Regions from separate parts of the Homo sapiens genome. Here region 1 is linked to region 2. The links are chromatin loops, found by intact Hi-C in ENCODE. Cell type or tissue: ascending aorta. All regions are shown on one strand. Links, peaks and the distances in the headings refer to the core of each region. The heading gives the core; the rest is flanking DNA.

The links. Peaks named below come from ENCODE experiments on the same cell type or tissue, not always from the same donor. Only the 100,000 strongest peaks of a DNase experiment are listed, where the experiment ranks them.
Region 1: it touches region 2 in a loop (3-fold over the local background); 1 of 110 quality-filtered maps calls a loop at or near these places.

What each region holds. Positions count from the first base shown.
Region 1 is chr4:133,149,008-133,160,742 of GRCh38, forward strand. It overlaps PCDH10 (protocadherin 10), which reads left to right and starts at 287. Exons shown (of 5, transcript NM_032961.3): 1 at 287-3,764; 2 at 5,300-5,358; 3 at 5,910-6,016. The coding sequence starts at 1,134. PCDH10-DT (PCDH10 divergent transcript) reads right to left here and starts at 109. Exons shown (of 9, transcript NR_125885.1): 1 at 22-109. RefSeq lists an enhancer at 31-90 and a silencer at 201-340. In ascending aorta, for the core only: a CTCF peak has its summit at 5,839; DNase peaks (open chromatin) are centred at 3,694 and 5,854; H3K4me3 peaks cover 2,637 bases; H3K27ac peaks cover 1,699 bases.
Region 2 is chr4:133,749,421-133,761,155 of GRCh38, forward strand. No RefSeq gene overlaps it. Among named protein-coding and RNA genes, the nearest start is that of PABPC4L, 450 kb to the right of the region's middle. In ascending aorta, for the core only: no CTCF peak of the experiment used is centred there; no DNase peak of the experiment used is centred there; H3K4me3 peaks cover 332 bases; H3K27ac peaks cover 397 bases.

The DNA.
Region 1 (11,735 bases), core at 3,692-8,691, 600 kb before region 2:
TCTCTATTCCCTCCCCATTACCTGCGGCTGGGGACTGGGAACTTTCCGCGGCATTGTCCCCAGCCAGCGCCTCGGGACCTGCGGGGCTGTTCTCGCTCTCACACTCACACTCACCCCGGCCGCTCGGGCGAGAGTTCTGTCCCGCCCCGCCCGGCTGCCGCGTGACGTGTCTGTTTGGCGGCCAGTTTGGCCAATCATCGGCAGCTCGGTGGGTGGTGCTCCTGGGCGATTGGTTGGCAGAATGAGGGCGCTGCGCAAAAACGGAGAAGCCGAGCGCTCGGAGCTCAGAAACTGCCAGCCCAGACCACAGGCTCAGAGGCTGAAGCAGGAGGAAGGAAGGACTGGAAGGAAAAAGAGACAGGTTAGAGGGAAAGAGGCTTGGGAAGAAAACAGCAGAAAAGAAACTGCTCATTACACTTACAGAGAGGCAAGTAACGGTGGAGATGAGGACAGAGGGAACCAAGACTCTGAAAGACAAAAAATACAAATAGAGCGAAAGAGGAAAAAAATGTCAAGAAGAACATCCATCCGGAGAAATGAAGAGAATGAAAGTTTTAAGCTGCAGAGCCGTTCTGTGCTTTTCCGGCACAAAATTATATCGCTGATTTTAAGCCCTTTTGCATTTGCCAGCCGTTGACATTAAGAGGCATGTTTAACGGTGCCAACAGCATCTCCTTTTCCTTCTCCTCTTCCTCTTCTTCTTCTTCCTCCTCCTCCTCCTCTTTTTCCTCCTCCTCGTTCTCCTCCCATCAGCAAGAAGACAAACCGAGGACAGTCTTGAAATATCGAAATTTCCTCTTTGGGATTTGCCAGCGCCAAGACTGTCGGAATAAAGGACGCTGACTATTGTATTATTGTTATTTTATTAATTAGTCAGTGGAAAGATTACAGATGAGGAAAGGGGACGCCTGTCACCCTTCCTGTGCTAAGATTTAAAAAAAAATGAGGCTGGATTGCGGGAAGCTCTAAAATGAAGCAAAAGGAGTAAGATTTTTAAAGACAGAAAGCCACAGGAGCCCCCACGTAGCGCACTTTTATTTGTATTTTTTCAGATTTTTTTTTGTTTCGTGGTGGTGGGGGAGGTGATTGGGTGGCTGACTGGCTGCGGGAAGCTACTTCCTTTCCTTTTGGAGATGATTGTGCTATTATTGTTTGCCTTGCTCTGGATGGTGGAAGGAGTCTTTTCCCAGCTTCACTACACGGTACAGGAGGAGCAGGAACATGGCACTTTCGTGGGGAATATCGCTGAAGATCTGGGTCTGGACATTACAAAACTTTCGGCTCGCGGGTTTCAGACGGTGCCCAACTCAAGGACCCCTTACTTAGACCTCAACCTGGAGACAGGGGTGCTGTACGTGAACGAGAAAATAGACCGCGAACAAATCTGCAAACAGAGCCCCTCCTGTGTCCTGCACCTGGAGGTCTTTCTGGAGAACCCCCTGGAGCTGTTCCAGGTGGAGATCGAGGTGCTGGACATTAATGACAACCCCCCCTCTTTCCCGGAGCCAGACCTGACGGTGGAAATCTCTGAGAGCGCCACGCCAGGCACTCGCTTCCCCTTGGAGAGCGCATTCGACCCAGACGTGGGCACCAACTCCTTGCGCGACTACGAGATCACCCCCAACAGCTACTTCTCCCTGGACGTGCAGACCCAGGGGGATGGCAACCGATTCGCTGAGCTGGTGCTGGAGAAGCCACTGGACCGAGAGCAGCAAGCGGTGCACCGCTACGTGCTGACCGCGGTGGACGGAGGAGGTGGGGGAGGAGTAGGAGAAGGAGGGGGAGGTGGCGGGGGAGCAGGCCTGCCCCCCCAGCAGCAGCGCACCGGCACGGCCCTACTCACCATCCGAGTGCTGGACTCCAATGACAATGTGCCCGCTTTCGACCAACCCGTCTACACTGTGTCCCTACCAGAGAACTCTCCCCCAGGCACTCTCGTGATCCAGCTCAACGCCACCGACCCGGACGAGGGCCAGAACGGTGAGGTCGTGTACTCCTTCAGCAGCCACATTTCGCCCCGGGCGCGGGAGCTTTTCGGACTCTCGCCGCGCACTGGCAGACTGGAGGTAAGCGGCGAGTTGGACTATGAAGAGAGCCCAGTGTACCAAGTGTACGTGCAAGCCAAGGACCTGGGCCCCAACGCCGTGCCTGCGCACTGCAAGGTGCTAGTGCGAGTACTGGATGCTAATGACAACGCGCCAGAGATCAGCTTCAGCACCGTGAAGGAAGCGGTGAGTGAGGGCGCGGCGCCCGGCACTGTGGTGGCCCTTTTCAGCGTGACTGACCGCGACTCAGAGGAGAATGGGCAGGTGCAGTGCGAGCTACTGGGAGACGTGCCTTTCCGCCTCAAGTCTTCCTTTAAGAATTACTACACCATCGTTACCGAAGCCCCCCTGGACCGAGAGGCGGGGGACTCCTACACCCTGACTGTAGTGGCTCGGGACCGGGGCGAGCCTGCGCTCTCCACCAGTAAGTCGATCCAGGTACAAGTGTCGGATGTGAACGACAACGCGCCGCGTTTCAGCCAGCCGGTCTACGACGTGTATGTGACTGAAAACAACGTGCCTGGCGCCTACATCTACGCGGTGAGCGCCACCGACCGGGATGAGGGCGCCAACGCCCAGCTTGCCTACTCTATCCTCGAGTGCCAGATCCAGGGCATGAGCGTCTTCACCTACGTTTCTATCAACTCTGAGAACGGCTACTTGTACGCCCTGCGCTCCTTCGACTATGAGCAGCTGAAGGACTTCAGTTTTCAGGTGGAAGCCCGGGACGCTGGCAGCCCCCAGGCGCTGGCTGGTAACGCCACTGTCAACATCCTCATAGTGGATCAAAATGACAACGCCCCTGCCATCGTGGCGCCTCTACCAGGGCGCAACGGGACTCCAGCGCGTGAGGTGCTGCCCCGCTCGGCGGAGCCGGGTTACCTGCTCACCCGCGTGGCCGCCGTGGACGCGGACGACGGCGAGAACGCCCGGCTCACTTACAGCATCGTGCGTGGCAACGAAATGAACCTCTTTCGCATGGACTGGCGCACCGGGGAGCTGCGCACAGCACGCCGAGTCCCGGCCAAGCGCGACCCCCAGCGGCCTTATGAGCTGGTGATCGAGGTGCGCGACCATGGGCAGCCGCCCCTTTCCTCCACCGCCACCCTGGTGGTTCAGCTGGTGGATGGCGCCGTGGAGCCCCAGGGCGGGGGCGGGAGCGGAGGCGGAGGGTCAGGAGAGCACCAGCGCCCCAGTCGCTCTGGCGGCGGGGAAACCTCGCTAGACCTCACCCTCATCCTCATCATCGCGTTGGGCTCGGTGTCCTTCATCTTCCTGCTGGCCATGATCGTGCTGGCCGTGCGTTGCCAAAAAGAGAAGAAGCTCAACATCTATACTTGTCTGGCCAGCGATTGCTGCCTCTGCTGCTGCTGCTGCGGTGGCGGAGGTTCGACCTGCTGTGGCCGCCAAGCCCGGGCGCGCAAGAAGAAACTCAGCAAGTCAGACATCATGCTGGTGCAGAGCTCCAATGTACCCAGTAACCCGGCCCAGGTGCCGATAGAGGAGTCCGGGGGCTTTGGCTCCCACCACCACAACCAGAATTACTGCTATCAGGTATGCCTGACCCCTGAGTCCGCCAAGACCGACCTGATGTTTCTTAAGCCCTGCAGCCCTTCGCGGAGTACGGACACTGAGCACAACCCCTGCGGGGCCATCGTCACCGGTTACACCGACCAGCAGCCTGATATCATCTCCAACGGAAGCATTTTGTCCAACGAGGTAAGGCTGAAGCGAAAGGACCACCATCTCTCATCTCCTCCATCAGAAAGCCTCCTCTAGCCCGGCCCTTGTATCTCTGGTGCACTGTATCTATTTTTAGGATATTAGCTTATGTGTATCGTTGTGGGAGCAGAGATGGGCGGTCACCTTCTCCCACTCCTTCGTGTGTAACCTAACTTTCGCGTTGTTCCACCCTTTCACATTTATTTTCATTCCGTCCCCTTGGTACTTTGCCACCTTGGAGCTCCCTCCTTTGCTCTTCCATCCTGTCAGTCCTTTCCCTTCTCAGTAACCTGGGCATGAAGGGAAACTGCGTGAAGGGAGAGGGAAATGTGGAGGAGGGACTTACTTTCTAGCACTGGCAAAGGTCTTTTTTCTTTGCGTCTGTCCCAGGCATTAATAAAGTTGGCTCTATTTTGCTTTGTTTAACGATGCTTTTAGTCGCGTGTACAAGTAAGCTATAGATTGTTTAACTTTACACAGTTGTCTAACCTCGAATTCATGTTTTAGTGAACAAGTTACCAGATCCTTCTCCTCTGAACTCGGGTTGCAAAAAAAGCCTTCAGTTCGGCTCTGGACAGCATTTACAGACGCTCTTGAAGCCGAGCGCCCACACAGTGTGAATTTGAATGAAGCTGCGTTGGCACAAACCCCTGTTAAGAGTAAACTAACGAAAGGCTTAAACAATTGTTGTCTTAAATATATCTTTTTAGCTAATAATCACCTTCTTGCCACTGTTTTGGATAAATCACGCTGTTGGCTTTCTTCATAAAAGAATTTGGCTTGTCAATTCTGACTTCTTTTTAAAAGGATGGAGAAGTGACAAAGTCGGAGGGTGGGGGTTGGGGGGAGAACAAAGTTGGTTTATGTGAAAGAAAGCTTGGACCGGAAAGGTGTGTGGGTGGTAGAGGTGGGGAGGCGAATGCAGAGGGCCTTTGGAGGGGAAAAGAATGGGGGTGGTGGGGGGCGGGCAGGATTATGAACTCCTTTCCTGGCAGGTTATTTTATTTGAGTCTTAGATATTATTAATTGACTTTCATGAATATTTGTACAGCTCATTTGTATCTTAAGCACATTTTGAAAATAAACAACAACATAATTCCATGAAATATCCAAACTTTTTGCTTATTGAGCGTGCTGTTTTTCTTGTGTCAACCAGTATGCACCTAAACACTTTTTTAAGCCACTGAAGGAAAAGACAGCAGAATATAAACAGGTTGACTCTGTTAGAGACAATAGTATATGAGCTCTAGCCATGAGGTCATTTGCATTTTCTCTTTAAAAAACACACACACATTTAAAGTTAGCCAATTTTTTTTTAACCTTTACAAGTGACTAAAATGTGGATTTAAGTGTCCCTGCATATCTCCCCTGCCCTTACACAGCAATCACTAGGATGAGGTTTTAGGAGAGCTTGGAAATTCATAAAAATGTATACAATTACTTAAGCTAGATATAGTTCCTAACCTCAAAAGTAGACTGCTAGTTCAACCCATAGCATTCAAATGCTCTTGATTTATTTATTTTTTTCCTAGACTAAACACCAGCGAGCAGAGCTCAGCTATCTAGTTGACAGACCTCGCCGAGTTAACAGGTATGGACTCTTTTTTTCCCTAGCAGTAATGGACAATTTACAACCTAGTAAAAGTAGGAAGTAGGTATATTATTCTAAATTAAAATTGAAATGTATAAAATATTTTCAATTAAGGCAGGACATAAATATGAACTATATTGTGTTTCCTAGACAATACATTAAAAATTATACATTATATTTCATTTATATACAACGCTTAAACTATATTTGAATATTTTGTCAATTTACACTCCTACACAGCTTCCGATAGTCTTCCTCACTGTTCCAAATGTATATTTATATCTATTTTATGAAAATGATATAAACATGTATTTAGCTCCAATTATAGAGTAATGCCTAAACTTTACATGACTTAAGTGCTCAAAATGACTGTTAATCGATCATTTTTAAATAGTTAAGCTTAGGCTATAAAAACTAGCTTTATGCAGAAACAAAGCCAACTAAGAGGTCTGTGAGTCTGCAGCACCATCTGTGACCATGTGGTGGCAGAAGAATGTTTTCTGTGTTTCTTCACCTTTTTTATTCTAATATTCACATTTTTGTACTTCTAGTTCTGCATTCCAGGAAGCCGACATAGTAAGCTCTAAGGACAGTGGTCATGGAGACAGTGAACAGGGAGATAGTGATCATGATGCCACCAACCGTGCCCAGTCAGCTGGTAAGTGTGATCAAAGGGCAATCTAAATGCTAACTTTTATAGTTTTTGTTTTTAAAAATAAACGTAGGAAGGATGATGTCCTAGGCAATTTTCCATAGGTCTAATGCTGGTAACTCTACAGAAAAATAGTGTCACTCTACTTTGATATTTGCAGACTTAAAGAGAATTGTAAAAATGCAATGTTCCTTTGGAGAGTTAATGTTAGGAATTCATTGTAGAGAGTGTCAGAATACGAAATATATCTTGCTTATGTAATGTTCTTTAATGGACACATTGCATACAGAAAGACATAGCTCTCTCACTTGGTCCAGTTACCAGTCTTCAGTCAATTAAGGTATTCTTAAACTTGTTTATGGATGAGATAACTGAAGATAAATAAAATTGATTGACCTGCACAAGGTCACAAGAAGATAAATGGATGATTGAAGACTAGAATCCACATTTCTTGTTTTCCAGGGCAATGCATTTTACACACCACCAAGTATTGAATGAGAAAAGTAATGGTGATTAAAAGTCATTAATGGATTGAAAACAGAGTTTCTAATCTTGAGTCTTAGGCTTCAGAACGTTAGGTAATATGTGATAATGTGTATTTTTTGAAGTGTCCTTGGTTTCTTCATATTTTCAACAGGGTCCATGACACATCAAAAGGTGAACTCTGAGTATATTTGTTTGTGGGCTTGATGGTAGTCACTGATAGGTTTCAATGTGCTATATATTCATTTTATTTCACTTTTCTTTTTAGAAAGTCAAGTTTTATGAGATCCTGGTAACTCTTATTACTAATACTAAAAGGAAACTCTTACATGAAATAAAATATGTATGTTAAAATGAAAATGATTTAATAAACTTCTGGTGTCCTTCCTAATTTTTTGGTTTTCATCTTTGAAGGGTGTTTGTTGAATATTTTACTTTTTCTATCTAGTTTTGTGTTTATTTGACACATGAAGAAATAGAAAGGCTAGTCAACTTTTCTAACTCCTGAAAATGTCGATCTTAGACTGTCTTTGGGTTCAACTCTCTTGAGACTGGACCTTTATTTTACTTAATAATATAACCATAGAGTGATAGGTTCTCATTTTCAAGGTGATATTAGTCCTCGAGAGCACCCATTCCTTAACACACTTGTGGACCTCTGGATGGTGCTGAGGCAGTGTGTCAAAGGGCAGCGTACACCCCATGGTGGCCTGGCAGCAGTGGTTGCTACAAGCCTCTCACTTGGCTAATGTGTGCTGTGTCTGTGGCTGCCTTAGCCTTGGGAAACCCAGGCAGGAGGAAGGGAAAAAAGGCTGCTCAAGGGTCTCTTTATATTGCTGTGAGTCATTAATATGCAGGCCTAATGAGACTTGAGAACTGCCAAGAATCCCCGGAGGTCTCTGCCCCTTGCGGGCCTTCACGCTAAGTGAACAGAGCATCTATTTAGTGTCTGGGAACCTGACAACAAACCAGATCTTGCCAGAAGTTTATATGTGCGTACAAAGTCCCTTTCATTTTTGCCCTATATATGGCATATGATTTATTGTTATCTTTAAAAACTGTACATTTAGCATTGCTCATTCCTGTTCTTTTTCAGAGTTTCTAATTTAACTGTCAACCTTTTAAAACTTTTAAAACAAAATGTTTAATGTTTTAAAGAGTATCTGTTGCATGTTTCTTTGGATGCATTTTACTCCTTTCCCACCCCACACGCCCCGCTTTGTTTTTCCTGTAGCACTTCAATCTCAATGAACATTTCAATTAGTTTAGTCCCTCAGACATAATGACCCATAATAACCTAACTGAAGAAAGAGAAATGAATAAACATCTGCAAAAGAGCCAAATTTGGAAGATAGATGAGAACATATTCTTATCAGTGCATCTTCCCAGTAGCTACTTTATTTCACAGTCACTCAGTGTTACCATTTCTGTAATGTTTCTTTCAAATTATTGGAGATGTCAAAGCATTTAAAAGAATACTAAAATGTTAAAATGTGTTGTGGAAAACATTTCAGCCAGGCAGTTTTTGTTTTTATCAAAATGTTAAAATTTTTTTGTATCTTTAAGTTCTTAAACATGTAAAAGTGTTACAGAATTAACAATCCTTTTATGTATCTTATTAGTAGTTACACGGCAGCCACAACATACTGGGCACAATAATAGCTATTTTAGGATTGTAATAAAGCACTTATGTTAAGAAGTGATTGCACCTTTGTGTGCTGAATTGCAATCAGATTTAATGTCTAATTTTATTGTAAGAATAATTTTGAAGTGTTTTCTTTTTTAAGTATAAAACCTCAAATGCAGAGAATTAAAATGCATTTGCTTAAAGACTTTTTTCAATCCATACTGCTGTTATGTACTATAAACCTCACATCAGGCAGCTAGACTATTTCCAAAAATTTAAGCCCATTTCAGATAAATCTGTTTTATTTCATTGTAAAGCCAGATATTAATGATTTTCCAATTTTGCAAAATTAGGTAATATTACTCATAGCATAGCTTTCTAAGTTCAGGATAGGAAAAAAACCTTGTGTTATAATAAGCAAATCTCACTTAACTAGGTTTTAGTAGGGAAAAGTTAGATTATCAAGCAAAACTAACATTGGAAAGATAGAGACTCCGAATTCTCTCTTTCAGTTTGTACCATATTCCACACTATAGTGTACAGACTATTTAGCTTAGTGCTTCACCTGTTTAAACTTCCTTTTTCTTTATTCCTATTTCTTTTTCTACATTAACATTATTCTGTATTATTTATTTAGATATGCCTTCTATTTATTCTTTTATGAATAGTTTTCTTTTTTTGTTCTATCTTCCACCCCCTCCTTCTTGCTTTTCTTTTTTCTAAGCCATTTGCCGTCACCAATGTTGTTCATAGAAGGGCTTTAAACACGAAGGCAGCTGCACAGAGAATCACATAAGCTTTTTCAGTTTTCCACTGCACCTGGCTCCATGTGTGAAATTCTTCGCCTTGACCACTGCTCTGTGGCACTTTCTTTCTATAGCCTTGTCAAGGTGCTTCCCGTTTTTTTCAGTGAACTATTGATGTATTGGTTAGATATGGCAGTAGTCCAAGGAGAAGTGGCAAATGCAGACATAAACCATCACAAGAGGAAAAACTGATTAATCACAGCTTAAACAGCCAAAGAATTGGACTTTAAAGAAATATATTTTCAACTTTATTATATCATTAAAGCATAATTATTTCTTCTATTTTAGGATACAGATAGAATATTTTAAATTGTATATTCTTAAACATTTTAATATTATTTGAGGTATATCTAAAGTGATCTGTTTAGTAGTGAGAGGTTGCTTTTCCCGTTATAAAATACCTACATTGTCAATAATGCTAAGCTTAATTATAGATTTATTTTTAATACCTTGTGCCTTTAAAAAAATATGTTGAAGAGATAATCCTAATAAGTGATTGAATTACTTGTTAGACATTCTCTGAAAATTGTCAAATTTCTCTTCAATAATTTTTTCTTTCAGTTATAGGAGAACTTATCTTCCAAATATGTTTAGTTTCTAACTAATTATAGATATAATGCATGGTCAAAATTTGGCTATGAATTTTAAAAATAAAGTGATTTGATTGGTCAATAATTTCAAATTAGTAGATAAAATATACCATTGAAATGCATTAAGCCAGTGCATTACTACAGTGTCAGCAATAGAATTCTTGGTTTATTATAAACACAAATACCTATTTCCAAACTCCATTAAGAATTTAGATAATTGCCAAGTTTGATTTTGGGTTTATATATAAAATGGATTTACACCAGTATTTATAAAACCTTATTCACTGGTGAAACTTTGAGCTGCAACTTGAAAATGTGCAGAGATTTATAACTGGAGGCAATATAGAAGATGAAATATTGAGAGGAAATGGTGAAAAATATATACATTTTGAAAGATTATTGGTAGGGAGAAAATTTTGATGGGCATATTTTGATTTTTTTCATGAGTGAGTTATGTTAATAACTATCTGCTTCAAAACCATGTTTTTCTAAAACATACTGCAATTTTTGTGGTTACAATTAATGTATTTTAAGTCGTTAAAAGAGGACTAGAAATCTCAAAAAATGAAAAGTTTTATATCTTCTTTAAAATTAATTTATCATATTTGGAAAAAAATAAACGCTTTGAATGAAAGCTTGTTGCACAAAAAGAAATGTTCACGCAATATTGTATTATGACAGTCACCGAAAAAGTAGCACAAATTGAATTCTAAAATTTTTGAAATCACAATTTGGTCTCAATGGAAATATCCACTGCCTGTGAGTGTACAGGACAAGTTACTTGCCAGTTGAAAACCATGTACTTTAAAATTTGTCTAAATATATCTTTGCATAACAGGCAGTCTATCACATCAGCTATCATCCCTTGCAGAACAGATTATTTCTGAAAAGTGGAAAAAATAAATAACTAGAAAAAGAGATTGCAAGTAAAAGGTATATGTTGAAACATTTATTAGATATTACCAAAATTTCAAAACTGAGGTTTGGAATAATAGACATTGGAGACTCTGAAAGGTGGGAAGACTGAAGCCAGGTGAGGGATGTGAAATTATCTAATGAGTACAATTTACATTATTCAGGTGATGGTTACACTAAAAATCCAGACTACACCACCATAACAAAATTGCACTTGTATCCCTAAAGTCTATTTAATTGTTTTTTTAATTTAATTGAGTTTTGGTCTGTAATTTTCTGTTCTAAAATCCCACAGTTTCCATAGTAAGGCATTTGAATGAGAAAAAGAAAAATTAAGTTAAACTTATTAACTTTTGAGCTGCCAATTTGAGCTATTAAAAAATTGTAAGAGCAGTGTTAAAGTTATGCATTTTAATATATCCTAGCTACTGTAATATCTGGCATCCCTGTGCATCATAAAGTCATTTATCACAACAAAACTTAAATATGCCTCTGCTTACTTGGTAATTAAAGTGCTATATTTAATGGGACTAGGGACAGGAGATAAAAGATAAAATGTTAGTTATACAGTATCTTCCAAAGGTGAGGAATCGTAATGGAATAAATTTATGTAGCTCTCAAACTATATAACTACATAACAAATGAAAAAATCAATTTTTAATTAATTTTTCTGTTACTTATCTGAAGTTTATTGATTTACTATTTACGTTGTTTTAAATGTTTGTTTCTATGTCTGATTTTTCTTCCTGAGAAATAGGTACACTTATCAATAATACTGGTGAAACATTTATGTACAATTTGAGCCACCTTACCTTTCCTTCTAGTTATATGAAGCTGTATATTATTACTAAAGGACTTCCACTTTAAAAGGATTAATTCATAGATTTATTAAGAACATTATTTACATGTTTATTGCCTCTGTAGAGTGATACTGTTCATTGAACAAAAAACTTTTTCTATATCCTCACTTTTTTTTTTTTGCCATGCACATGCTATAGTTTATTTTTAATACAGATTCTCAACTTGTGTGAACTTTACTACATAATCTAAGGAAATTTTAACCAAACTCAAATAATCGAAAGAGGCAGAAGAAAAACATACTTGCCAGATAGGAAAATAGGCACATTGGAGTAAAAACTACGTAAAAGTAATTTCTACCAAAATCAAGCAGTATCCTAATATATGTTGACATACTAGATTATTAAAATTATGTGTGGAATCGTCATATTCACAATTAGAAGAGTAGTTGGGCCTAGGTGCAAAAAAAATATGTGAAAGGTTGTATATTGCCTTATCTAGAAAAT
Region 2 (11,735 bases), core at 2,727-7,726:
GGAAGGGCAAGAAACTCTCTTATTCGTTGGAACTAGGAGTTTGGGTTAAATGAAAAAGTAAATCATCTTAGCTTTCTAAAAAGTCACATATATAAAAATATATTTATTCTGCTATATTTTGTTATAGGGCCAAGCTTCTTCTCCCTATTTTGAGTGCAAATATTGATCACTTTTTCTTTATAAAACATACCTATGTCATACTTTTTGCAATTTTCATTTTCAGTTTTTTTAAAGTGAAGTGAGAATTCAGAGACTCTTGTAAAAATATACTAAATGCAGTATATTTTTAACGTTTCTGATCCTTTGTAGTTGTGTCACCCACATCTATTCACCAGCAAGTATTTTTAGTGCCTTAGCTTTTTCAAGGCTTTTTAAAACATCTTTAGTTTTCATAAATACAATAGCATTTCTCATTCATGTTCAGTATATTTTATGAAGAAAAGAGACAGCAAATGAGTCAAAACAAATGCTATTTAAAATAGTGTCTAATGTTCAAACTTATTTATATCATTATATATTTGTCTATGCACATATTTTAGTAAAGTTAAAGTTAATGCAATATTTCCAAGAAAAAAAAACTATGCCTGATTGTATGCTTTTATCTTATGTTACATGGAAAACATTGATCTCTCTTTACTTGCTGTGACAAAGATTTTGTTCTCTCACTTTATTGCCTTGATATTGTTTATCTGATTTTTTTTGGTACTTGGTCCAATTTCTGAAGAGCCATTAAGCTTAGATATCTATGACTATTCTTTAATAAATTTCAGGGAGCAATAAAGATTTTAAAGAGCCTATATAAATGTGTACTATATATATACATATATACACACACACACACATATATATATATCATTATATAAAGACAATGAGATGAATCTGAACCTAATTTCATTTTCTTTTACTTAAAATTTAGAAGATTTGGTAATTGTGTTCAACATAGATCCTGTGATATATGGGCAGACTTATATGTCTTTTTAAATGACCTTTTTTTCCACTAAATCACCCATGTAAAATTGCTGCTTAATTTTTCTACTTTTCTTTCTTTCATGTGAAGTTTGGTGACTTATTTTCATATAAAAATGTATTCTTTCTAATAATTTGAACGTAGGTGCCTTATCATGAGTAAGAACATGATGTGACAATATAATAATTAAGAATGCTGGACACATGTGGTGGTTTATGCCTGTAATCCCAGAACTTTGGGCAGGAGCATTGATCAAGTCCAGGAGTTTGAGGCCAGACTGAGCAATGTAGTGAGACTCTGTTTGTACAAATAGTAGTAATAATAAAATAACCAGGCATGGTGGCACATGCCTATAGTCACACCTGCTCAAGAGGCTGAGGTGAGAGGATTTCTTGAACCCAAGAGGCTGTGGCTTCAATGAGCTATGATTGCACCCCTGCACTCTAGCCTGGGTGACAAAGTGAGACCCCATGTGTTAAAAAAATGAAAATAATTTCTTTAAGCCATATAATACATTTCAGGTAACAATAGAGCTTGATATAAATACATAGCCTTACTATAAATTATCATCAGAAAATAATATCAATTTATTATCTTGTATCAGTGAAGACACTGAATGGATATCAAACGGCTAAAGATAAAAAGAACTGAACAATAATATTGTAAACTATTATTATAGTAAGTAAATTGTTTCTCACAGAGATGTGGTTTAGAAGTTTGGAAACAATTGTTTTTGTATACTATGGTTGAACAAATAAGTAAATATGTTGTAGGTCATTTGAGCTAGGTTTCTTGATGAGATAGAAGAAAGTTACTGCAGACTGAGTAACTACTACTCATGGATGGTAATATTGTTGAGAAAAGTTTAAGCAGAACTAGAACATTTGAATTATCTCAAAGTATCTTCTCCCAAATATTTACTAATTACAAAGGGAAAAATAATAATTTCACCATAGTGAATCAACTTTAATCAGATGATCAAGGTCAAGACCTCTAGCAATACCTGTAAATATCAAATACCTTCTGAATAAGGAGGGCACAGTACTTTTGTTTTACTTTTCCCAATAGTGAACACCTCCATTCTGATCATGAAAGAAAAAATATACAACCCCAAATTTAAAGACATTTTATATAAAAAATTAATGACAAGTATTCTTCAGAAGTGCAAAGGTCATAAAAGACAAGAGAAGACTGAGTTATGATCACAGAATGAAGGAAACTAAGAATACAATAAATGTGATGTAGCATACCAGACTGGATCCTCAAACAGCAAAATCACAGTGGAAAGAACGGGCTAAATCCAAACAAGGTCTATATTATAGTTAAAAGTATCGTGACAAAGTTAATTTCTTAGTTTTGATAAATCTCCTATGGTTATGTAACATTTTAACAGAAGAAAAAGCTGAGTAAATGGTACATGAAAATTCTGTGCCATTTTTGCAAGTAGTTATAAATATAAAATTATCACACACATACACATACTAAACATTGAGAGTGTTCTGTATGAAACTGTAGCTGTAGCCATACATCTTTATAACTTAGTCACAACCCATACAATTATCCACCAAAATGTCTAAATTTTATTGTATATAATATTTTTTCAACAAATCAACCAGGACATAGGTGTGCAGACTGATTTGAGGCTATGACAGGTGAATTTAACTATACTAGAAATGTATTACATAAACAAACTGAAGGGGATAGAAAAGAAAAGAGCTGACCTAAGTCAGCTTCATTAAATGTTTGGTGGAAATTGACAGTGAAACTATATAACCCTTGAGTTTTTCTTTTACAGAAAAGTTAGAAACTAGAAAGTCAATTTATTTAATAGGTATAGAGTTATTAAAATTATATATATTATTTTGAGTCAGTTTTATTAGTTTGTGTCTTTTAAGAAATTGGTCTATTTCAGGGGTCCCCAACCCCTGGGCCATGGACTGGTACTGACTGGTCTGTGGTCTGTTAGGAACCAGGCTGCAGAGCAGGAGGTGAGCAAGCATTACAGCCTGAGCTTCAACTCCTGTCAGATCAGTGGTGGCATTAGATTCTCATAGGAGCATGGATCCTGTTGTGAACTGCACATGTGAAGGATCTAGTTTGCATGGTTCTTATGAAAAGCTAATGCCTGATGATCTGAGGAGAAACAGTTTAATCCTTAAACCATCTCCCCACATCTCTCCACCCCCGTCTGTGGAAAAATTGTCTTCCATGAAACCCATCCCTAGTGCCAAAAAGGTTGGGGACTGCTGGTCTTTTCATCCTCATTTTGAACTTATAGTAATATAGTTATTCATGACATTCCCTTATTATTATTTTACCTCTGTGGAGTCTGTGGTGATATCCCTTCTTTTGTATCTGATATTGGTAATTTGTGTCTTCAATTTTTTAATTTTTTGCCACTCTGGCTAGACTTTTCTCAATTTGAATAATACTTTTAAAGAATGGGCTATTGGTTGCATTAGTGTTCTTTATCATTGTTGTGTTTTAAATTTTATTGATTTCAACTTTTATTATATTCATTATTCTACTTGCTTTGGATTTACTTGTATTCTCCTAGTGTTTTAAAATGGAATCTTAGATTATCATTTGAGAACTTTTATTGTTTCTATTATAGCATTTAACATCATAAATTTCCTTCTTAGAACTGCTTTAGCTGCATATCCTAAATTTGGACCGTTTGTGTTTTTAAAAATATCTATGTTGTGTTTTCATTTCTATTCAGTATATTTTTAAAAATTTCCCTTGGGACTTTATCTTTGATTCATGAGGTTTTTAGAAGTTTGTTGCTTAATTTTTAAATATTTGGGAATTTTCCAGTTATCTATTACTGAATTCCAATGTTTTTCAGGTCTTTCATATCCTTACTGTTTTTATATTTATTTGTGCTAAAAATTACTTGGAGGACTGTTTGGGGCTCCAACTAAAATTCTGTATTTATCTATTTCTATTTTCAATTTCATTAGTTTTTGCCTCATGTACTTTCAGGCTCCGTTTTTAGGTACATACATATTTAGGACATTAACAACTTTTTGAAAAATTGACTCTTTTTTCATTATGCATAATAATATTCTTTATTCATAATAATATTTATTCATAATAATATTTCTTGTTTTTAAGTCTAATTTTTCGATAGTAGTATAAATATGCCAACTTTCTTTTGGTTAGTGTTTGCAAGAAATATTTTCTCATCTTTTTACTTCTAGCCACTCTATGTTATTATATTAAAGTGGGTTTCTTGTAGACATATACACTTGAAACTTCTTTTCCTATGTAATTTTTTAAACCTATGTTTTTAACTGTTCTGTTTAGACCACTTACATTTCAAATGATTATTGCTATGACTGAATTATAATGCAACCTCTTGTTAGCTATTTTTAACTTTTTCTCTCATACTTATTTTTATCATTCTACCTTCTCATGTGTAAATGGAAGATTTTTATAATTCCGCTTTATCTAATTTATTGGCTAATTATTTAAATTATTTAATTTAAAAAATCTTATTTTAGTGGTTTTACTAGAGTTTATAATATACACCTCCAATCAATGCCAACATTCAAATATGTTGTCTTAGGTTCTTCTGTGCTGCTATAGTATAATACCAGAAACTGAGTAATTTATAAAGGACATACATGTGTTTCTTATGGTTCTGGAGGCTGGGAAGTCTAAGTTCAAGTCTAAGACACTAGCAGATTCACTGTCTGGTGAAGGCTGCTATCTGCTTTAGGTTGGCACTTCTTACTGTGGCCTCACATGTTGGAAGGAGTTAAAAGGAATTATAAGGTCATTAATCCCATTCATGAGGATTCTGCCCTCATGACTTAATGATGTCTTCAAGGCCCCGCCTCTTAATACTATCACATTAGTGATTAACTTTCAACTTAAGAGTGTTAGGGAACATGTTCAGAACATAGCATTCTACCCCCGCCTCCCCAGATTCATGTTCTTACATCACATGCAGAGTACATTAATTCAATCTCAATAGCCCCAAAGTTTTAATTCATTCCTGCATTCATTTTAAAGTCTAAGTTCAAAAATGTCATCTGAGCATCATCTAAAGTATATATGGGTAAGATTCAAAGTATGATTAATTCTGAGGCAAATTGCTCTCCACCTGTGAACTGTGAAACCAAACAAGTTACGTGTTTCCAAAATACAATGGTGGGACAGGCATAGGGTGGGCATTCCCGTTCCAAAAGGGAAAACTAGGAAAGAATAAAGGGGTAACATCTCCCAAGTAAGTCTAAAACCCAAAGCAAACATTAAATCTTGAGGCATAAAAGTAATCTTTCACTCTATGTCCTGCCTTCTGGACACACTGGAGGTTGGGGATGGGCCCCTAAGGCTCTGGGCAACCCCAGCCTCAGTTTCAGTTTCTCACTCCTACTTCTAATAATATTACTGTCATTCATTTTCACTTAACCATATGCTATAATCAATGACTTCATTGTTACAGTAATTATTTAGAACAAGAGGTTTTTTTTAAATCAATTAAGAATACAAAAATAAAATATTGTATTTTACTTTAACTTATTCCTTCTTTGACACTTTCTCTTTCTTTATGTAGACCTAAGTTACAGATCTATAAAATTTTCCTTTCTTCTAAAGAGCTTCTTTAATATTTATTGTGGGGCAAACCTCCTGGCAAAAATGTCTTTCAGTTTTTGTTTATCTGAGAGTCTTTAGGCCTATTTCATTTTTGAAGAACAATTTATTTTACTCTAGGATTCCAGGTATTTTTTGGAACACTTTAGATATCTCAAATTGTGCTCTTCTTGCTCTAAAGTTTCTGATATTGAGCCCAATATAATTATTATTCTTGTTCTTCTGTTGGAAAGGTATCCCGCTTACCCTGGTTCTTTTTAACCAGGTTTGTCTTTGTCTTTAGCTTGCTGCATTCTGAATATGTTACACCTAGGTAGAAATGCTTTGTAATTATTATATTTGGTATTATCTGAACTTCTTGGATCTGTGATTTGGTGTCTGTAATTAGTTTTTAAAAATTCTTGGCCATTATTATTAATACTTCAAATATTTTTCATCAAGGTTCTTTATTTTTTTTCTCTCTGATGTTCCAATTACATGCATGCTCTGCCTTTTGAAATTGTCCTACTGTTCTTGGATACTATTTTTTTATTTGTTTTTTGCATTTCAGTTTAGAAAGTTTCTATTTACATGTCATCATACTCCCTAATTATTCTCTCAGCTTTGTGCAGTGTTTTAGTTCACTTTATGCAGCTACAACAGAATACCATGAACTGGGTAATTTATAAAGAAAAATTTTATGTCACATAGCCCTGGAGGCTGGGAATTCTAAAAGCATGATGTGGACATCTGGGGAGAGTCTTTTTGCTACATTACAGCATGGTGGAGGGCAAATATACACAGAGAGAGAGAAAGGAGTGAACTTTATTTTAGAACAATTTGCTGTTAGTGTAACTAAACAATTCCCACAATAATGACATTAATCTGTTCACAAGAGCAGAGCCCTCATGACTTAAACACTTTGTAAAGGCCATGCCTTTTTTTTTGGTAAAAGATCATACTCTAAATTTTATTTATTTTAAGATCTGGGATACATGTGGAGGATGTGTAGGTTTGTTACACAGGTAAACATGTGCCATGGTGGTTTGCTGCACCTGTCAGCCCATCACCCAGGTATTAGGCACCACATGAATTGCTATTTATCCTGATCCCTTTTCCCACACCTCCCAACAGCTTCCGGGGTTCATTGTTCCTCCTCCTTCTGTCCATGTCTTCTCATTGTTTAGCTCCCACTTATAAGTGAAAATGTGTAGTGTTAGGTTTTCTGTTTCTGTGTTAATTTGCTGAGGATAGTGAGTTCCAGCTCTATCCATATCCCCGCAAAGGACATTATGCCATTTCTTTTAATGGCTTCATAGTATTCTGTGGTGTATATGAACCACGTTTTATCTATTGCATCTATCATTGGTGGGCATCTGAGTTGATTCCATGTCTTGCTATTGTTAATAGTGCTGCAGTGAACATACGTGTGCATGTATCTTTATAATAGAATTATTTATGTTCTTTTGGGTATATAACCAGTAATGGGATATCTGGGTCAAGTGGTATTTCTGCCTCAAGGTCTTTGAGGAATCACCACATTGTCTTCCACGATGGTTGAACTAATTTACACTCCAACCAACAGTGTAAAACTGTTCCTATTTCTTCACAGCCTTGCCAGCTTCTGTTGTTTCTAGACTTTCTAGTAATTGCCATTCTGACTGGTGTGAGATGATATCTCATTGTGGTTTTGATTTGCATTCCTCTAATGATAAGTGATGTTGAGCTTTTTAAATATATTTCTTGGCTGCATAAATGTCTTTTTGAGAAGTGCCTGTTCATGCACTTGGCCCACTTTTTTTTTTTTTTTTTTTTTTTTTTGAGACAGAGTCTCACTCTGTTGCCCAGGCTGGAGTGCAGTGGCACAATCTTGGCTCACTGCAACCTCCGCCTCCTGGATTTAAGTGATTCTCCTGCCTCAACCTCCCGAGTAGCTGGGACATGGTAGCAGGTTCATGCCACTATGCCCAGCTAGTTTTTGTACTTTTTAGTAGAGACAGAGTTTCACCATATTGGTCAGGTTGGTCTTGAACTCTTGACCTTGTGATTACCCACCTCACCCTCCGAAAGTGCTGGGATTACAGGTGTGAGCCCGGCCTTGCCCACTTTTTAATGGGATTTTTTTTTTTTGGCTCGTAAATTTGTTTAAGTTCTTTGTAGATTCTAGATATTAGACCATTGACAGAAGGATAGATTGAAAAAATTTTCTCCCATTCTGTAGGTTGTCTATTCACTCTAATGATAGTTTCGTTTGCTGTGCAGAAGCTCTTTAGTTTAATTAGATCCCATTTGTCAATTTTTGCTTTTGTTGTAATTGCTTTTGGTGTTTTTATCATGAATCTTTTCCCATGCCTATGTCCTGAATGGTAGTGCCTAGATTTTCTTCTAGGGTTTTTATAGTTTTGGTTTTACATTTAAGTCTTTAATTCAACTTGAGCTAATTTTTGTAGAAGGTGTAAGGAAGGGGTGCAGTTTCAATTTTCTGCATATGATTAGCCAGTTTTCCCACCACCATTTATTAAATAGGGAATCCTTTCTCCATTGCTTGTTTTTGTCAGGTTGGTTGAAGATCAGATTATTGTAGATGTGCAGTCTTATTTCTGATACCTCTATTCTTCCATTGGTGTATGTGTCTGTTTTTGTACCAGAACCATGCTGTTTTGGTATTTTGTAGGTCTCTAAGAACTTGTTTCATGAAGCTGCATGCTTCTGTTTGGGGTGAATATCTATTTAGGGTAGTTAGTTCTTCTTATTGAATTGATCTCTTTACCATTATGTAATGTCCTTTTTGTCTTTTTTGATCTTTGTTTGTTTGAAGTCTGTTTTGTCAGAAACTAGTATTGCAACCCCTGTCAATTTCTGCTTTCCATTTGCTTAGTAAATTTTTCTCCATCCCTTTATTTTGAGCCTATGTATGTCTTTGCATGAGAGGTGTGTCTCTTGAATACAGCACAGAAATGTGTCTTGACTCTTTATCCAGTTTGCCATTCTGTGTCTTTTAATTGGGACATTTATTTCATTTACATTTAAGGTTAATATTGTTATGTGTGAATTTGATCATGTCATCATGATGTTAGCTCATTATTTTGCAGACTTGTTGATGTAGTTGTTTCGTAGTGTTGTTGTTCTGTGTACTTCAGTGTGTTTTTGCAGTGGCTGATAATGGTTTTTCCTTTCCACATTTAGTGTTTTCTTCAGGAGCTCTTACAAGGCAAACATAGGGCCACAAATTCCCTCAGCATTGGCTTGTCTGGAAAGGATTTTATTTCTCCTTTGCTTATGAAGTTTAGTTTGGCTGGATATGAAATTCTGGTTGGAAATTCTTTTTTTTAAAGAATGTTGATATTGGCTCACAATCTCTCCTGACTTGTAGGGTTTCCTGCGAGAGGTCTGCTGTTAGTCTGATGGGCTTCTTTTTGTAGGTGACCCTATCTTTCTTTCTGGCTGCCCTTACAATTTTTTCCTTCTTTTTGACTTTGGAGAATCTGAAGATTATGTGTGTTGGTGTTAATCTTCTCATGGAGTATCTTACTGAGGTTCTCTGAATTTCCTGAATTTGAATGTTGGCTTGTCTTGCTAGGTTGGGGAAGTTCTCCTGGATAATATCTTAAAGTAAGTTTTTTAACTTGGTTCTGTTCTCCCTGTCTCTGTCAGGTATCCCAATCAGTCATAGGTTTAATCTTTTTTACATAATCCCATAGTTCTCGGAGGTTTTGTTTATTTCTTTTCATTCTTTTTTCTTTAATCTTGTCTGCCTGTCTTACTTTAGCAAGATAGTGTTTAAGCTCTGAAATTCTTTCCTCTGTTTGGTCTATTTGGTTATTGATATTTGTGGTTGCATTGTGAAGTTCTCGTTTTGTGTTTCTCAGCTCCTTCCAGTCATTTATGTTCCACTCTAAACTGATTATGATTAATAGCTTCTGTAATGTTTTATCATGGTTCTTAGCTTCTTTGCATTGAGTTAGAACATACTCCTTTAGTTCAGCAAAGTCTGTTATTACTTACCTTCTGAAGCCTACTTCCATCTAGCCATCCATCTCAGCCTCTGCCCTGTTCTGTGCCCTTGCAGGAAAGGTGTTTGATCCTTTGGAGGAGAAAAGGCACTCTGGCTTTTTGAATTTTGGCATTTTTTTCATGGATTCTTATCTTTGTGAGTTTATTTAGCTTCAATCTTTGAGGCTGCTGACCTTTGGATGGGGTTTTCGTGGGAATTTTTTTATTGATGCTGTGTTGTTGTTGCTTTTTGTATGTTTGTTTTTCTTTTAACAGTCAGGCCCTTCTTCAGTAGGGCTGCTGCAGTTTGCTGGGGTGAACTCCAGACCTGAATTTCCTGGGTCTCTCCTGCACCCGGAGATGTCACCAGTGGAGGCTGCAGAAGAGAAAAGATGACTGCCTCTTCTTCTGGGATCTCTGTCCCACAGGGACTCTGACCTGGTGCTGGTGGAAATGCTTCTATACAAGGTGTCTGGTGACCCCTGTTGAGGTGTCTCACCCAGTCAGGAGGCATGGGATCTGGGACCCACTTAATAAAGTGCTTTGCCTCCCCCTTGGTGGAGGGAGTGTGCTGCACTGGGGGGAATCCCACTCGTCTGGACTGCCCAGATTCCTCAGAGTCAGCAGGACAAAAGACTAAGTCTGCTTGTTTGCAGAGACCACAGCCACTCCTCCCCGCAAGGGCTCAGTCCCAGGGAGATCAGAATTCCTCCCTAATCCATGGCTAGAGTTGCTAAAATTCCTGCAGGGAGGCCTCACCCAGTGAGGAGGAATGGGTCAGCGTCCTGTCTGAAGAGGCAATCTGGCAGGCTGGGCGTGGTGGCTCACGTCTGTAATCCCAACACTTTGGGAGGCCGAGGCGGGTGGATCACGAGGTCAGGATCAAGACCATCCTGGCTAACACGGTGAAACCCCGTCTCTACTAAAAATAAAAAATATTAGCTGGGCATGGAGGTGGGCGCCTGTAGTCCCAGCTACTCGGGAGGTTGAGGCAGGAGAATGGTGTGAACCTGGGAGGCAGAGCTCGCAGTGAGCCGAGATCGCACCACTGCACTCCAGCCTGGGCGCAAGACTCCGTCCCCACCGCCCCCCAAAAAAGGCAGTCTGGCCATGATCTGCCACAGCCACTGTGATGCACTGTTGGGAATTCCTCCTGGGTGCTAACCAACTAGTCTCCCTAGCACCGGCAGGGGAAAGACAGCAGATTGGAGCTGCAGTGATGGCTGCTGCCCCTCCTCCTAGGAACGTGGTAGTCTTAGGCGATCTCCAGATGAGCGGTCCCTGAGAATCTGCACAGCTCTGTGCTTGGGACCCAAGGCCTTGGTGGCATGAGCTCATGAGGGGGATCTCTTGATCCACAGGTTGCACAGATCTGTGGAAAAAATGTGGTTTCCTGGGCATGGTAGCATCATCACTCACCGCCTCTCTTTGCTGTGGGTGGGAGCTCCCCTTGCTCTGTGGGGCTCCCAGGTGGGCCATCATATCACCTTACTTTTCTTTGCTCTCCACAGGTCACGCCAAATGCCTAGTCAACCCTAATGAGAGAACCTAGATACCTCACCTGCCGATGCAGCATTCACTTGCCATTTTCTTTCTTCTTGGTGGGCGTTTCCGACCATAGCTGTTTCTAGTTGGCCATCTTGGCACCCCACCTCTTAATACTGTCACAATTACAATAGAATTTGAACATGAGTCTTGATACGAATATTCAAACCATAACATCCAGTCTACTGAAGAGGCCATTAAAGGTATTCTTTACTTATTTTATATTTTTGATTATTAGCATTTTTTATTGATTATTTTTTAGAGTTGTAATTGCTGTGCTTACATTGCCCGTATGATTTTACATGTATACTTTTTCCATTAGAGTCCTTAATACATTAATCATTGTTATTTTAAAAATTTAATGTCTGCTAATTTCAAAATCTGTGTCATGACTGAATCAGATGCTGGTGATTACTTTGTCTCATCATACTATCTTTTCCTGTCTTTTATCATACCTTGTGATTTTTTTGTAGAAAGCTAGACATGATGTATTTGGTAATAGGAACCTAGGTAAGTCAGGCTTTAGTGAAAGGTTTTATGTGTTTCTGGCTATAATTAGGCTTTTGTTTAATATTTTCTGTAGTTGTACGTGTCCGAGTCTTCAAATTCCTCTAGGGTCCTTGATTTTGTTTCCTCTGTTGTCTTTGGA